2 separate regions of the Homo sapiens genome follow, and region 1 is linked to region 2. Evidence: chromatin loops called from intact Hi-C (ENCODE). Cell type or tissue: GM12878. All regions are shown on one strand.

Region 1 (8,000 bases), 510 kb after region 2:
AATGAAACTAAACTAGAAATCAATAATAGGAAGATAGCGAGAAAATTCTAAAATATGTCGAGTTTAAACAATACATTTCTAAATAACATGAGTCAAAGAAGAAATCTCAAGATAAATTTTAAAATATTTTGAGCTGCAAGAAAATAAAAACATAACTTACCAAAGTGTATGGGAGGAAGCGAAGTAGTGTTTAGAGGGAAATTTGTAGCATTGAATGTATATATTAGAAAAGAAGAAAGACCTAAAAATCAATAATCTAAACTTCTACCTCAGGAAACTAGAAAAAGAAGAGCAAATTAAATCTAAAGTAAGCAAAAGAAGAGAAATAATAAAAGTTAAGCATAAACTGGTAAAACTGAAAGTAAAAAAATCAGTAATCACACCAAAAGCTGGTTCTTTGAAAAGATCAATGAAATCAATGAACCTCTTAGTCACGCTAAGAAGAGAGAAGACACAAATTACTAAAATCAGAAATAAAAGAGGGGACATTTCTACAGATGACATGAACATTAAAAGGATAATAACAAATGCTGTGAACAACTATATCCCACTAATTTCATAACCTAGATAAAATGGAACCCCTTGAAAGACACAATCTGCCAAAACTCACACAAGAAGAAATGGACAATCTGAATAAACCTATATATATCAAAGACATCAAGTAAATAATTAACCCATAATTAAGTACCCAACCCATAATAATTCCCTGGAATAAACTATGACTATGTCTGGGTTGTTGTTTGCTTACTCTCTGGATGGACTGAGGCTTTTCCTTGCTAGGGAGCTATAACTCCACACACTGATTTCCCCCAAACTTTAGGAAAAGTAAAGAGAACTAACAGAGTCCTAAAACTAAAATTATCAACAGTTTCGAAAAACAAATTTCATGGCCCTTCAAATTGCCATTAGTCATGATTGATTGATGACAATAAATCAACCCCTTCTGGGACCCACAGATTATCTCTTCTTGAATTAACAGCCTCCCCCTACCCATGTATTTGAAAATTTTACTTCCAATCCTACGTTCTACCATTACAGAGTAATATAAATAAATGCTTCATGAGACTTATGCTACCTGCCGAATTATCCCTAGTAGGTTCAAGTGCATTTCCAAAATACTTACCTAAGCAGACTTTGATTGATCTAAAACCTGGCAATTTGGTCCTTTGGAAAAGGAACCAGAATAAAACTGTCCTTGGGCACTGGTGGAAAGAACCTTATTGGGTACTGTTAGCAATTGAGGTAGTGGTTTAAACTCCAAGGTAATGATGTTGGATCCATCGTTTCCAACTAAAAAGACATACCACTTTCTTCTGATTGCTGGGCATTTACTCTAACAGAAGACATAAAACTAAAGATTTTTTAGGAATTCTTCAGGAGCTAATATCTGGAGATGTGGACTGCTTTTGCCCAAGACAAAGAAACCAGACTATTTTTCTGTTTTTTTCTAATTAATTTTCTAATTTTTCAGCTCTACCACTAATCTTGCCTTTTATTGTATTTTGACATCCTCCAATGAACCAGTATTGGTAGGGCAATTATAAGGGTACTTAGATAAAAACAAAAATGATCTACAATTGCTTCTGTAGACACAGGGTCTAGGTATGTTGCCCAGGCTGGTCAGGAAAAAAATGATCTACAAATTTCAATGCTTTAACTGTTAAAAGCAACAACTTACTAATGACTTATCTTACCACTTTTTAAAATTCATTAACCTAAAAAACATAATTTCTCTGAAAAGAGAGACTTTAATCATTATTTGAGTATGAAATAAAATTAAGTATCGTTTGAAGGGACTATAGTCGAGCCTCCTAATCATGAAATCTTGGCTTCCTTGAGCTTATCTTTCCATTCATTACTTCAACATTTATTAGAAGCCTCTATCCATGTATTAACTCGATATTTACTAGGAGCTTCCATCAATTTATTGAATTCATCCATTTATTACTAATATGTACCAAATAATGTTAGACAGTAGGATATGAGGACACAGATCTATGGTGTTTCAGTTTTGTGGATGCAGGCAAATAAACTATAAAGGGAAGTAATATGGTACTGAGTGCTCTGACACAGGTATGAATAGAGAATGTGGGGATAGGTAATTGTAGCCATTTCTTTATAATGTGTGTGCTTGGGGTGAGATTCAGGAGAATACTACGGGGTGAAAACATTGGTGGAACAGAAAAAAATTTCACAAACTAACAGTTGCAGAATGGCTACAGATCATATCGGAAATGAACCACACACTTCTGTATCTGTAGTCCTCTGCGTTGTGAAAAGATTGACTTTTTTCAAAACAGGTCAAGGAATTTGGTTATGTCAAACACAAAGTTGCCTCTTTTTTCCTTCTGACATGGTAAAAGAAAAAAAACAATCCCATAGGATGTGTTTGGTTGGCCATAGTATATTGAACTTATCTTAACCGTCTCAAAACGCATGTCAAGGACACCACTGAGACTTCTGAGTACCATTTAAAAAATTGGGTAGTCTGGAAGTGTTCTAAATTGGACCGTTTGGGGTTTCTGTTAGGGCAACTTTCCCATTTACATCTTGGAACACAGCCTTTTGAATATAGCCCTTCGGGATTGGCGGGGAGAAGGGACCGCGATGGAAAAAGTCATCATCCAAAGAATGAAGAGGGAGGATCCAACATTTAGGATATTTTATTGACTTGCTAGGCGCGTTTACCTTATCTTCGTATTAACCCCATTTTCTTCATTAACCAATTGATGCTGTGAGAAGCTATGTAACTTGACGAGCAGTGCCCAGAACTGTTTTTTTTTTTTTCTGGACTCGGTCTTTTCCACTCAAAACCAACAAAAAACCAAAACTCGTTCTTTTCCACATCAAAAGCAAACAAAAAACCCCAACCCCAACCCCAAGAGCCCCACTCTTTCAAAAGGGCTTCTCCGGATCACTAAGTCCTAGAGGTCTTTGGCTAGGCCTGGGTCCGATCTAAATAGGAAGGTAATTCTAGTGTTCCGCAAATCCTTGCCGAATTCCATCCCGGCCAAAGCAGGGACCCGGGGGAGCCTCTGGTCGCACCCGAGACAGTTCGTTAAATACTCAGTGCACGTGCTGGGGATGGAAGTGCTGACCCACTGCTCAGGTACGCGCGCACCTGACGCCGCTTGGTGCGCGCCGCGGGGTACTGGGTACGTGCTCCGCGCGCGCGCGCCCGGCAAAGTTCCCCGTACGTGCGCCGTACGTGGGCGCGGTGCCCCAGCGCTCAGCGTTTCAGCGAGTGAGTGGGCTCCGTGCCCAGCTGAAGTCTGGGAGGGGCACTTTTCCAGGCGGTCGCGGCTCCCCCTGGCGGCGGATGTGCCTCGCTGGAGGGGCGCAGTCAGGCGTTCTCCGCGGGCAGCCGGCGGCGGGGCCTTGCCTTACAGCGCGGGGTCCTCGGCGGCCTGGGTGGCTACTGCCCCTGCTGCTGTCGTAGGCGAGGACGGCTGTTAGTGCTGCTGCTGTTGGTTCGTCGCGGCGGCGAAGGAGGAGGAGGAAGAGGGCGAGGCGACAAGAGAAGAAGGAGGCAGGCGCGGCGGCAGCGGCGGCGCCCCGAGCCGGCGGAGGCGAGGGGGGGGAAGATGGCGGACGTGCTTAGCGTCCTGCGACAGTACAACATCCAGAAGAAGGAGATTGTGGTGAAGGGAGACGAAGTGATCTTCGGGGAGTTCTCCTGGCCCAAGAATGTGAAGACCAACTATGTTGTTTGGGGGTAAGTCCGGCATGGCTGTGGCCCAGGGGTGGCAGGGCAGAGTTGGGCGCCCCCAGGCGACCTCTTTCTTAACCCCTCCCCCCGTTTCCCCTGGGGATGGGATAAAACGGGTGTTCGGGGAAAAGAAAGTTTCTCTCTAGAGCAGAAGTTGCACTTTTAGGGTAAGGAAAGAAGGGGCGGAGCTCTAGAGCAGTTCATCACTTAAAATTTTTGAGAAGCCCAAAGGAAAGGTACCGTGGGAGTTTCTGACTTTTACAGTTAATTTTTATCAGTAGGTATGTGTACCAGCGAAGTGTGGGACTGGTGCGCAAGGGATACCTGAACATAGGTGCACAAAGGAGCACACCGTCTGGTGCCGTAGACGCCTCTTTTTGTTCTTTATTTTTTTTTTCTCTTTTCCAGGCTGCTATGTAACTATCTCCGCTGGTCTTTGCAACTCCTGGTTTATTTCATCTCCTTTCATTGTTGGGGTGGGGGTGATTCCTGTAGAAGAGAAAAGGGAATCAACCCTGAAGTTAGGACCGGAAAGAAATTTGGTGAATTTGGAAGAGTCATAAAAGTCTGTGTTAGAGAGGTCTTCAGGAGTTGGTGAAATGAGTGAGCTTTACAGATCTAAGAAATAGATGGTGCGTGTGATTTTTCGGAAGTGTATTTTAAAGGGAAATGTTTGGGAATGTTGGTCCATGTGAAGTTTTATCAGTTTAAGTCATTCAGGAAAACTTCTAGAGACGGCTCTAACAGTCATTAGGGGCCTTTTTAATGATGTCACTGTCATTGGTGCATCGCTTCTAGAATTAGAACCTTGAGCTACAACTTCCCTACTCATTTTGTTTCTTTGAATGGAAGCTTTATGAAGAGTCGATGAAAAACTAGGGAAATTTAGTTTGTTGGTTGGTATTTATTTATTTATTTTTGAGAGGGAGTCTTGCTCTGTCGCCCAGGCTGGAGTGCAGTGGCGCGATCTTGGCTCACTGCAATCTTTGCCTCCTGGGTTCAAGTGATTCTCTTGCCTCAGCCTCCTGAGTAGCTGAGGTTGCAGGCCCCCGCCACCATGGCCGGCTAATTTATGTAGTTTAGTAGAGATGTGGTTTCACCGTGTTGGTCAGGCTGGTCTCGAACTCCTGACCTCAAATAATCTGCCCGCCTCCACTTCCCAAAGTGCTTGGATTACAGGCGTGAGCCACGGCGCCCTGCCTATTGGTTGGTTTTAAAATTTTTTTGTCTTATGATTTAATTAGCTTTATAAAATGTTGATCAAATGACATTCTGAGTTTCTGGTATTTTACCCTTTCGAATAATTTGCATAGGTAGAATTACATGTGGTTGGATTTTTAGTGAATTTTTTTTTTTTTAGACAATGGCTAAGGAGTACCTAGGGTGTGAAGTGGTTCAATCTGAGGATTAAAAAAATTCCTAAGACTCTGGTTTCTACCTCAAAGGAGGTTAACTTAGTCTGAATAGAGGAGATTAAACAGATAAGTTGATGTGAAATGCTTTCTATAAGTTGATGTGAAATGCTTTCTACAATAGCTTTTGAAGACAGCAGTCACTTCTAGTTGGGGTTATTTAGGAGAAGGTTCCATAGAATTGTCTTTGGCAAGTTCACATCCAACAAAGTTTTCTTGAATGAATGAATGAATGAACAAACAAGCTTTAAAGAATAGGTAGGAATTCTCTGGGCTAAATGATGGGTTAAGTCTTCCAAGATGAGTGAACTGTATACTTAAAGGCTGTATGCTTAAAGGCATAAAGAACTGGAAAGTAAATGTGTTGACAGCAATCCAGTGAAGCCAGTGAAAAAGGAGTGCTTATCACAGTAGATTTTAAACTTTTTCAGCAGTTTATCACACCAAGAAATTGTTTTTATTTTCTATATGTGCACATGCACATGGAAATATATACACATATAAAACACTAAACAATACTTACTCTTCTTATTGTATGCAGTGCATTTTATTTTTCTGTTCTTTTCTATTCTGAAAATAGAAAAAATATGGTTGTTAACTATTTATTGGGTTTCATAGTACAATAATTGATGGTGTGTGGTTTGAAATACATTGGTTTAGAGGAAAAATGGGACTAGAAGGTAGAAAAGTAGGTTTAGGGCTGATTATAGTGGACCATATTCAGATGGATTCAAAGATATAGAAGGGGAAAGTGTAGAAGGAAGGGTAGGATTGGAATGAGGTAATATTAGTACCTGCATTAGAGATCTTGCACCGTTAGTAGACTACATTGTTTTATCACAGGTAGAATAGCATTTTGGTTTTACATTATTGGTCTAATTTGAGGGATGCCATAACAGTCATACCCCTGAAATTCAGTGTTGTGTTTACTGTAAGAATGTGAAGGATGTTGTTCAGCAGTATCTTATTTATCAAGAGCCATAGGATAAATTTCTTTTACATTTAGCACCAGTGATAATTGTGCTTCTTCTAAGCAGTGTAATTGTTTTCTCTTATGGATCCTCTTCGATATGGATCTGGTTAGATTTCTCTATTGGTAAAGCCCAGAGCCTAATTTGGGCCTAATTCTAAAAAGTTTGTAGTACCTTAGAGTATGAATTTTTTGTATTTTCCCTACTTCTTGCTTTTTGTCATTGCCTTCCTTTGTGTTTCTTTTGTGATCATGACAGTCTATTCATTATTAGATTTTATACTTTTTTTTTGTTAGCTATGTTAAACTCATTGTTGTTAGCAAAGTTGTTTATATAAATGAATCCAGCCTGAAGAGTTGAATTAGAATTGTCAGTAAAAAAAATCTTGCCTTAATTATTTCAGGACTGGAAAGGAAGGCCAACCCAGAGAGTACTACACATTGGATTCCATTTTATTTCTACTTAATAACGTGCACCTTTCTCATCCTGTTTATGTCCGACGTGCAGCTGTAAGTAGAATTCATTTTACTTATCTATCTATTTATCAGTTTTATTTTTATTTATTTAAGAGACAGGGTCTGGCCTTGTTGCCCGGGCTAGGGTGCAGTGGTGTGATCATAGCTCATTGCAGCCTCGAACTCCTAGGCTCAAGTGATCTTCCCACCTCTGCCTTCAAGTAGCCAGGACTGCAGGCCTGTGCCACCGTATCTGGCTAATTTTTTTTGTTGTTGTTAAAGATGAGGGGGTCTTGCTGTGTTGCCTAGGCTGGTCTTGAACTCCTACCCTCAGTGGATCCTCCTGCCTCGGCCTCCCGAAGTGCTGGGATTACTGGCATGAATCACTGTGCCTGGCCAATAATTCATTTTAAAACTTTTTTTTTTTTTTTGAGATAGGATCTGGCTCTGTTGCCTAAGCTGGAGTGCAGTGGTGTGATCTCGGCTTACTGTACCCTCTACTTCTCGGGCTCAAGCCAGCCTCCCACCTCAGTCTCCTGAGAAACTGGGACTATAGGCATGGCCCACCATGCCGGGCTAATTTTTGTATTAACACATTTTTTTTTTTTTTGGCTTCGTGGTAGTAGGTATCATTTGGAATGGATAGCTTCCCTCATGGGTTTCAAATCAAAAGAATGAAAGGTTTGTATGAGTGTCTCCAGGAGAGTCAAAATTAGGTGACTGTGTGACTTACACAGACTTTTTAATCTGTGATATTTTTTCATGTAAAGTGTGGGTAATGTTTATAACAAAGGAAGTTTTAAAGGGATTTATAGAGCCAGGCTTCTTAGTGCACGCTGGTAATCCCAGCTACTTGGGACTCTAAGGCGGTAGGGTTGCTTGAGCCTAGGAGATCAAGACCAGCCTGGGCAACATAGTGAGATGCCATCTCAAGAAAAAGAAAACCCGAAACGCTAAAAGTATTTATAGAGATGTTTAGAAAAACTTGTAAGCCTGTGGAAGGACCCTGTTACTTCAGAACTCTAGTTTAATCTCAAGAAAACTTTTTTTGGTTGTAAGGATTAAGATTAGCAGACATTTAAAAAAATTGTTTCTTAATCAGTTTTGTGCAGCTGTTTTAGTACTCTGGAGAAGTTCATTTGTTTTTAGTTTTGCTTGCTTTCTCAGTGTTTGAAAATTTATTACTCAGAGGAAATATTTGGAAACAACTTGAAAAGAACTAATTTCATAAACTATGATGATGAGATTCTTCATCTGTAGGGAAGTATCATTAAGACCTAAATTATAGCAGTATATTATAATTGATAAGTAAATAAGATTCAGAGTTATTTGGATAGGATAGCTGTATGACATGGAAAAGTACTATAATGCCCACATAAAATGGCCTAAAAGATATTTAATTTTTTTAAATGAGCTTTTCCCTCAGATTATTTTTGGTAGAGTTGAACATAAA
Region 2 (8,000 bases):
CAGAAGGACTACTTGAGGCCAGAAGTTTGAGACTAGCCTGAGCAATATAGAAAATCCTGTCTTACATGAAATACAGAAAGAAAGAGAGACAGATGGAAGGAGGAAGGGAGGGAGGGGGAGAAAGAGAATGAGAGAAAGAGAGAGGAGAGAGGGAGGGAGGAGGAGGGAGGGGGAAAGAGAGAAAGAAAGAAAGACAGAAAGAAAGAAAGACAGACAGACAGACAGACAGACAGACAGAAAGAAAGAAAGAAAGAAAGAAAGAAAGAAAGAAAGAAAGAAAGAGGGAGGGAAGGAAGGAAGGAAATAGAGAGAAAGAAAGAAGAGGGAGGGAGGGAGGGAGGAATGAAGGAAGGAAGAAAGGAAAGTAGGAAGGAAAGAGAGAAAGAAAGAGAGAGAGAGAAAGAAAGAAAGAAAGAAAAAAGAAGGAGGGAGGAAGGAAGAAGGGAAGGAAGGAAGGAAGGGGGAAGGAAGGAAGGAGGGAAGGAGGGAAGGAAGGAAGGAGGGAAGGAGGGAAGGAAGGAGGGAAGGAGGGAAGGAAGGAAGGAGGGAAGGAAGGAAGGAGGGAAGGAAGGAAGGAAGGAAGGAGCTGCAAAACGGCATGGACCAGAAACCTCTTAGTGGAGATCTCTGTATTGCTTGTCTATCTGGGTGGTGGGCATTCTGCCTACCCTAGACTCAGTCTCAAGCAGGGAGGCCAGTATTTTTCATACTGGAATTCCTACCTAGACTGTGTCTCTAATGGATGCATGTACTTTGCCACTTTAGTTACTTACTGTATTAATGAAGAAAATGTGACAAAGACTCATGAATATTTGGTCAGTTGTATTGGTTAAAAAGTCATTACTATTGTGGGTTTATGAGTTTTTGACAGTGTTTTAGAGTATTCAAAGGGTTTAACACATGCAGTGTATTGTCCCAGATAGAGCATCTACTTGAAGACAAACAGAGCTACATTCAAATCCTATCAACTTCTGCAACTTAATTATTTGTATTATCTTGGGGAAACAGATAATAATAGTGATAATAATAAAAATAGAGAGAAAGTGAGGAAAAAAGAAATAGAAATCAATCAGCAATAAATACTAAAATAAAAATAATAGGGGTTAAAGGCATAGAGAATATGGACATGGAGAAGGTTTACATAAGTGTGTTCAGGGAAAGTCCCTGTGATGAGACAATGCTGGAACCTGAAGGAACTGGAGAGGTGAGCTTTGTGTTTTTATGAGAAGAGCATTTCAAGGAGAATGGAAAACAAGTACAAATTGCCCAACCTGCCAAATGGGATTTATCCCAGGGGAGGAATATTACAAAACAGCCAGGTAGTTCTAAGAATCCAGGTGCTGACAGAAAGTGCTGGGTACTTGGCAACATGGCAAAACTCTGTCTCTACAAAAAACACAAAAAATTATCCAGGTATGGTGGCGCACACCTGTAGTTCCAGCTCTCTGGGAGGCTGAAGGGGGAGGATTGCTTGAGCCCAGGAGGTCAAGGCTGTAATGAGACAAGATCGTGCCACTGCACTCCAGCCTGGGTGACAAAGAGAGATCCTGCCTCAAAATAAATAAATAAATAAGAAAGTTCTGGGTAGAGCTGAAAAAGCAGCATATTTGGCAGAGATTCTCCACCCCATCACAATGCAGGCATAGCAGAGAAAGAAGAACTACATGGGGTCTCTAGACAGCTGGACTTGGGAAGCTGTAGAAGGCTCCACTGCTCGAGCCATGGAAGAGCATGGAAATTGCTAGAGGACTGGACTCAAAGGGGTTTTCGTCAGAGACAAGGAGCATTCAGCAATGACCCAACTGGGCCAGCAACTGAAGACTCTACAGGATCAGAGATGACAAGGCCATCAAAGTAGCTCAACCAACAGAACAAGAAGGTGGTGTGGAGGGACTCCAGCATAAACAGAGGATGGCAACCAGGTGATCTCTTCCTGCCTTAATACCACAGTTATATGGAAACCCCAGAACAACCAGGTTTTGAAATTAAGTAAGAGGAGATGAGAAATTTTAATTTTTTAGATACATAGGTTATTGAATTGATATTCATATTTCCTCAACTGTTGAGGGCAACAATAATGCAAATATATATATGTATACACACACACACACACACACACACACACACTCACACAAACATACATTTGGCATGGAATACATATATTGCAGGCCAAAACATCCTTTTTATTCCCTATTCTTCTGTGCTTTGGGATTAAGGTTATCTAAACTCTGGATATATCATCAATCATGTATACACCAAATCCTGAATGTGCTAGGTAAATAATACTCTACTGTAATTAAAAACATAAATAACCGTTGTAAATTTGCTATCAAGAAGTACAGAGTGTCTGTCATGGGATCATAAAGCAAGGCTATCTGAGCTCGTCTGGAAGATCAGGGAAGGCATTCTAATTTGGTTTGCTGAGTCAGGGAGCCGTACCACAAGCCTGTCAAGTAGGTATTATAGGTATCATTATAGTTATTTTACAGATGAGGAAAAGGGAGATAGTGTTTGCCTCTGGGGAACGTCAGGCACTGGGGTGCTAAAGAAGTGTCACAAGCTTTATTTAGACTTATCTGCAATTGTTTACATTTCATAAAGAAAATAGTTTTGTGTTTTATTTGTGTAATTAAAAATTCATTTTTACATAAGTTTAAGTAACTCATGCTGGAAGTCACCCAGCAACTAAATGCCAACACTGGAATTTAACTCATTTCTATCAGGTCCCAATGCTCCTAACCAAAATGCTCTAAAAAAAAAAAAAAACCAGCCCATTTCCAACAATAAGACAATGGGTATCTACATCATAGTAAAAATATACATATAATGAGATATTTGAATTCAAGGTCTGAGGTTCAGGTGCTTTTAATGTACAGAGTAGGTCTCCAACAGATCTGCTGGCATTTGCAACCTATTACTGCTGATGGGCAAGTACTCAGAGCCCTTATTTATGTTCATCCACTGTTCTACATAAAACTTGTGACATTCCCTGGCTACTGGTGCTATAACTTGTGTATGCTGCTCTAAGGGATGAAGAAAAGACATGACACTTAAACAAACCCAAAATAAATATCAAGGGCAGCACCTGGGTCTTTGACATCTCCCTAATGGCAGAAATCTTCCCTGTTGTCAAATTTACACACTCTCATAAACCATACATTGCACACACCACCACCACCACCACCTCCGCCTCCACCACAACTGCCACCACCATTTTATCCAGCTCATCATTGGCAGAAAAGAGGGAAATTTATGGATAATTTGGAAAGTAAGAAAGAATGATAGGCCTTATTTTATCACAATGTAGGCATCGTGTTTTTCTGCTTTGGAAATGGGAAGTATATAAGTTAGGAATTCTTTACTATTACAGCAAAAATAATGCAAGACAAAAATGTAATTAAGCATGAAAGGAATTTATGTATTAGAAGACTATTGGATAGTTCTCATCATCTCTAGGAGGCCCAGAAGTTGGAAACCTCCTCCCAAATCCTGCTGCGAAACTGTCCCACAAATTGGCATCACCACCACCGCTGGGCACACACACTGCTGCTTTCAGAGCCAAAACCCCAGACACCAAGCACCATCTGCTGCTACTGGATCCCACAGCACTGACGTGGGTTGTAGCTGTCACCTCCTCACCACTCTCGCCGGCAGCATTCTGCAGTTCCTCTTTTTCATGTAACTAACTTTCGATTCACATCCTGCCACAGACACATCTGATTGGCAGGTACTATGGCATGTGCCCATGTCATAGCTAAAAGAAAGGCTGAAACATTTGTAATTTTTTATTTATGTAATGGGAGATGGGCTCCATATTATAAGGTAGGGGATTCTTCAAGAAGTTTCGGTACTGAGAAATAAAATTGAATGACAAACAGGAACCAAAAAATGCCATGGTAGAGATGAAGAGAACCCAAAACCTCTTTTTCTGTCCTTGTTTCCTTTTCTGAAACAAGTGACTAAATACTCAAAGTCCATGGGGAATATGACAGATCCATTCTAAAAACTAACACCTTCATGTTCAGCCAAGAACCAGCAAGTTCACATCTTACTTGAAGAAAACAAACCTTTGTATAAGTTGGAAGCATAGTATCACAAAGTGGCATACAGGGGTAAATAGATGCCTGATTTGCTTCCAGTCAGCCAGGCCCAATAATGTCCTTCAAGCCTGCAGAACTATTGCCTCTGATGTTCCTCCACCACCCTGAAACAGAACCAATAGCGGCTGATCTTGTGTCTACCCGCAACCTTCTCTTTCGTGACAAAGCAACATGCAAGTGGAATCCCAAGGTAAGACAAATGTTGTCATTTTAGTTAACATTGATTAAACATAGTGTTTACGTCACTAAAATCGTCAGTACTATAATCATAAGTTCTTATTCATGGGCTATGATAATAACTATGTGAAATCTATTTCTGATTAATCTTTCCACCTAGTGCTTAAATATAGAATATTACTATATTCAATACAAATATAAAAACATTTGATTTATATTTATTTAAATATATTTTTTATCCCTAGTATATTTATTAAATATATTAATATAGAGTTATGTATCTAGATCTATAAAAGGGTCAATATTTCGGCAAAAATTTTGCTATTAACTTTTCAAGGAAATTACATACTGGCTTTTAATTACAATGGCCTATGATGACACCTAGTGGCTAATGGGCATATTTTGAAATCCCCAATTTGACCAATATAAATGATTTTTAATTTTTTTAAAATAAATACAGTGATAATGTTTCCTTTTGTGGATTTTGGCACATTTTTAAAGTAAAATAAATATATCAAATTTCTCTTTCCTGTCACAAAGAAACTCTGAAAAAAGTTAACTGTAATTAAGAAAGACCACTTTTTAAAAATTGTACTTACATCGTCAGATAATATATTAGCTATCAATCATAGTTAAAAAGGAAGAAAATAACATTATGCAAGTTCAAAGTGAATGTAGGCATTGTAATCAGTTAACCCTCTAAATTTATAAAAATGTAAGGCAGAATCACTTAACGTGAAATTCCTGGGATGGAAATCATAGATTTATAGTCCTGATTGTGCCTCAAATTAGTTGTGTCCTTGAGCAAATTGTGCAATCTCTCTGTGCCTCAATTCTATAATTAGTAACATGAGAAGGTCAGAATTTACAGGCCTTTTGAGCAATTTCTTATGTGAGACTCTACAAATTGCTGTCAGTCACATGGCCTTCCTCATCTAGGCACCTGTTCCTAACACAACAGAATATGAAATGCTCCATTCTGAATTCAAGGTTTAATATATATCAGCTTTTCTGACACATATATTTTCTTTTAGATCATAAATTCATAATATGTACTTAATATTTAATTCATTTATAGTCCCAATCTTGAAATGTTTGGTAATTTCATTAGCTATTGAACAAAATGATATTAATTTTGAATGCTTCCTCAAGTTGCTTCACTAAAATGAAAAAGGAACCACTAGCATCTTTCCTTAATATTTAATAAGCATATATTTTTCACTTTATTCTAGAAATTTATAATTTTGCATAATTCTATTAAGTCTTCTCACAGACTTCCACTGTCTACATCTGAAGAGCTCTAGTCCTGATAGTTTGAACGTTTGAACTCATTTTATAGTTATCCCTCCCTCTCCGCACTAGGCACCCCCAACACACACACACACACACACACACACACACACACACACACACACGTAAATTCTTACCATCTTTGTCTTGCCATCTTTCTCTTCTTATATTTCAGTTTTCATTTTTTTCTTTTTTTAAAAAAAGTGGATTATTAAATATTTCAAGCATAGAAAAAATTGTAAGTCAATATGTAAAACACCCATGGATCTATCACTTATTTTTGTAATCTTAACATTTTGTCATATTTTATTTAGTAAAAATGGAATACTGCACAGACAATTAAGACCCCATATACCTATCCCCTGCCTCCATCTCTATCAGAAATCACTATCTATATTTAGAGTTTATAATCCACCTGCATGTCTTTATATTTTTATTACATATAACCAGGAGCAATACATGTACGGGTTTACATGTTTTAAAACATTATATAAATGTTTATATAAGTAAATATTCTTCTGCAATTTGTTTGTACAGAAGTTGTTAATTTCAATGTAGTAAAATTTACCAATCTTTTTCTTTAAGTTTTATACCTTAGTTTTTCTTTAAGAAATCTTTCTGTAGCTCAGGGTCATAACAGGTTCTGTACTAATTTTTTAATTAAATCTTTAATATTTTTGCCTTTAACCCATTGTTTTGGGTATAATGTAAGGCTGGTATCTGAGGTCATGGGCTTTTTTTTCTATATAGATAATCGGTCATCCCAGCATCAATCTATTGAATAATCCATATTGTGCTCTGATTTTCACCTCTGTAGTATTTTATTTTTCCATATGAGTAGGGCTGTTCTGTGCTGTACATTTTTCTATTTGTCTTTACTTGCACAGATATTATACCATTTTAATTTCTACAATTTTAGAGTAAACCTGGATATCGGTTCTCTCCACCATTTTGGAAAATGTCTTAATTATTTTTTACTCTTTTTTGAGGTATGAATTATAGCAAGAACTTGTCAAAGTCAAAGGAAATTGCTCTACTGTAATTTTGCTTGGAATTACATTGAATGTATAGGTTAATGAAGACAGAGTTATATTTATAATATTTTCCTCCATGAACATAATATAGCTCCTTATTTATTTAGGTTCTCTGTTTCATGAAACTACTAAGTTTTCTCTAGAAACTCTTGCACATCTCTTGTTAAATTTATTCCTAGGTTCCATATAATTTTATCACAATTTTAAATGCTATGGTTTAAGCTATATTTTATCTTTGCTTATGCTATATAAAGAAAAGCAGATTATTTTTACGTGTTAATCTTGTATTTCAACAGCGTAATTAAACTTTCTTTAGTGTCAAGTAATTTGCCTATATGTTCTTTTTAGATTTTCTTAGTAAGCTGATAGGCCTTCCCTATGACAATAATAATTTTGTCTCTTCACTGCTAATAGTTATACTTGTTTGCACTTTGCACTAGGTGTGGCCTCCAGCAAACATTTAATAGAAACAATGACAGTAATAGGACAGTACTTCAAAGGTTTTATTCTTAATATGACATTTGCTGTAAGTTTTTGGTAGAAACTCTTCACAGGATTCAGGGATTTCTCCTTTATTCCTAGTCTTCTTTATTGTAAATCAGTATTGCATATTTATCAAATACTTTTTCTGCACTTATTGGGATAATCACATGACTTTCATCTATTAATGCGATGAAATACACTAAAATATTTTATAATAGTAAAACTTCTTTGCATTCTAAAACAAGCCCAATTTAGTTCTAATGTATTCTTTTGCATATTAAAGATGAGCCTATAATTTTCCTTTCTCATGTTGTCTTTCTTCGGTTTTGATATAGAGGTTTTACTAGTTTCATAAAATGTGTTTAGAGATACACTCATTTTCTATTCTTTGGAAAGTTTATGTCATATTTGGATTTCCTGTCCTTTGCATAGTTGATTAAGGTTCCTCTAAAATTAGCTGGAGCTGGATTTGTGGTTTTGTGAGTGTGGATGAAGATAGGGGCATAGGAGGAGGTGTGCTGATGCACTAGGAGATGAAAATATTCAAATTTTCATTTAATTCCCATAATAGTTAAAGATCTATTCAGATTTTCTAATTATTTTTTGTCAGCTAAGTGACATTTTTGTAGAAATATGACCATTTATTTTTTGGTCATAGTATTCTCCTGTGATTCTGTTTCATATCTATTAGAACTGTAGATCTGTAGCCATGACCTTTTCTTATCCCTAATATTGTTAAAGGTCATCTCTCTATTTCTACTATATCACTTTTGTCAGAAAGACTTCCTTATTTTTACGTAGAAACAAATTTGTTTCTTAACCCTTTTTGTATTCCTTTTCTATTAAATTATGACAGTTGTTTTTATTTCATTAATTTGTGCTTTTACCTGTGTACTATTCCTTTCCCTCTGATTTA

What was found. Peaks named below come from ENCODE experiments on the same cell type or tissue, not always from the same donor. Only the 100,000 strongest peaks of a DNase experiment are listed, where the experiment ranks them.
Region 1: a loop joins it to region 2, with 3 times the contacts of the local background. A loop is called at or near these places in 4 of 110 quality-filtered maps.

Annotation. Positions count from the first base shown.
Region 1 is chr1:193,118,617-193,126,616 of GRCh38, forward strand. It overlaps CDC73 (cell division cycle 73), which reads left to right and starts at 3,415. Exons shown (of 17, transcript NM_024529.5): 1 at 3,415-3,715; 2 at 6,496-6,601. The coding sequence starts at 3,585. RefSeq lists enhancers at 2,912-3,558, 3,463-3,532, 3,559-4,203, 3,803-3,852 and a silencer at 3,223-3,302. In GM12878, CTCF peaks have their summits at 3,325 (motif pointing left) and 3,766; a DNase peak (open chromatin) is centred at 3,375; H3K4me3 peaks cover 3,849 bases; H3K27ac peaks cover 2,526 bases.
Region 2 is chr1:192,605,647-192,613,646 of GRCh38, forward strand. The region is part of intron 2 of LOC105371664 (a long non-coding RNA gene); the gene reads right to left. LOC107985241 (a long non-coding RNA gene) reads left to right here and starts at 3,709. Exons shown (of 2, transcript XR_001738348.2): 1 at 3,709-4,290. In GM12878, CTCF peaks have their summits at 3,594 and 4,659 (motif pointing left); a DNase peak (open chromatin) is centred at 3,635; H3K4me3 peaks cover 529 bases; H3K27ac peaks cover 1,254 bases.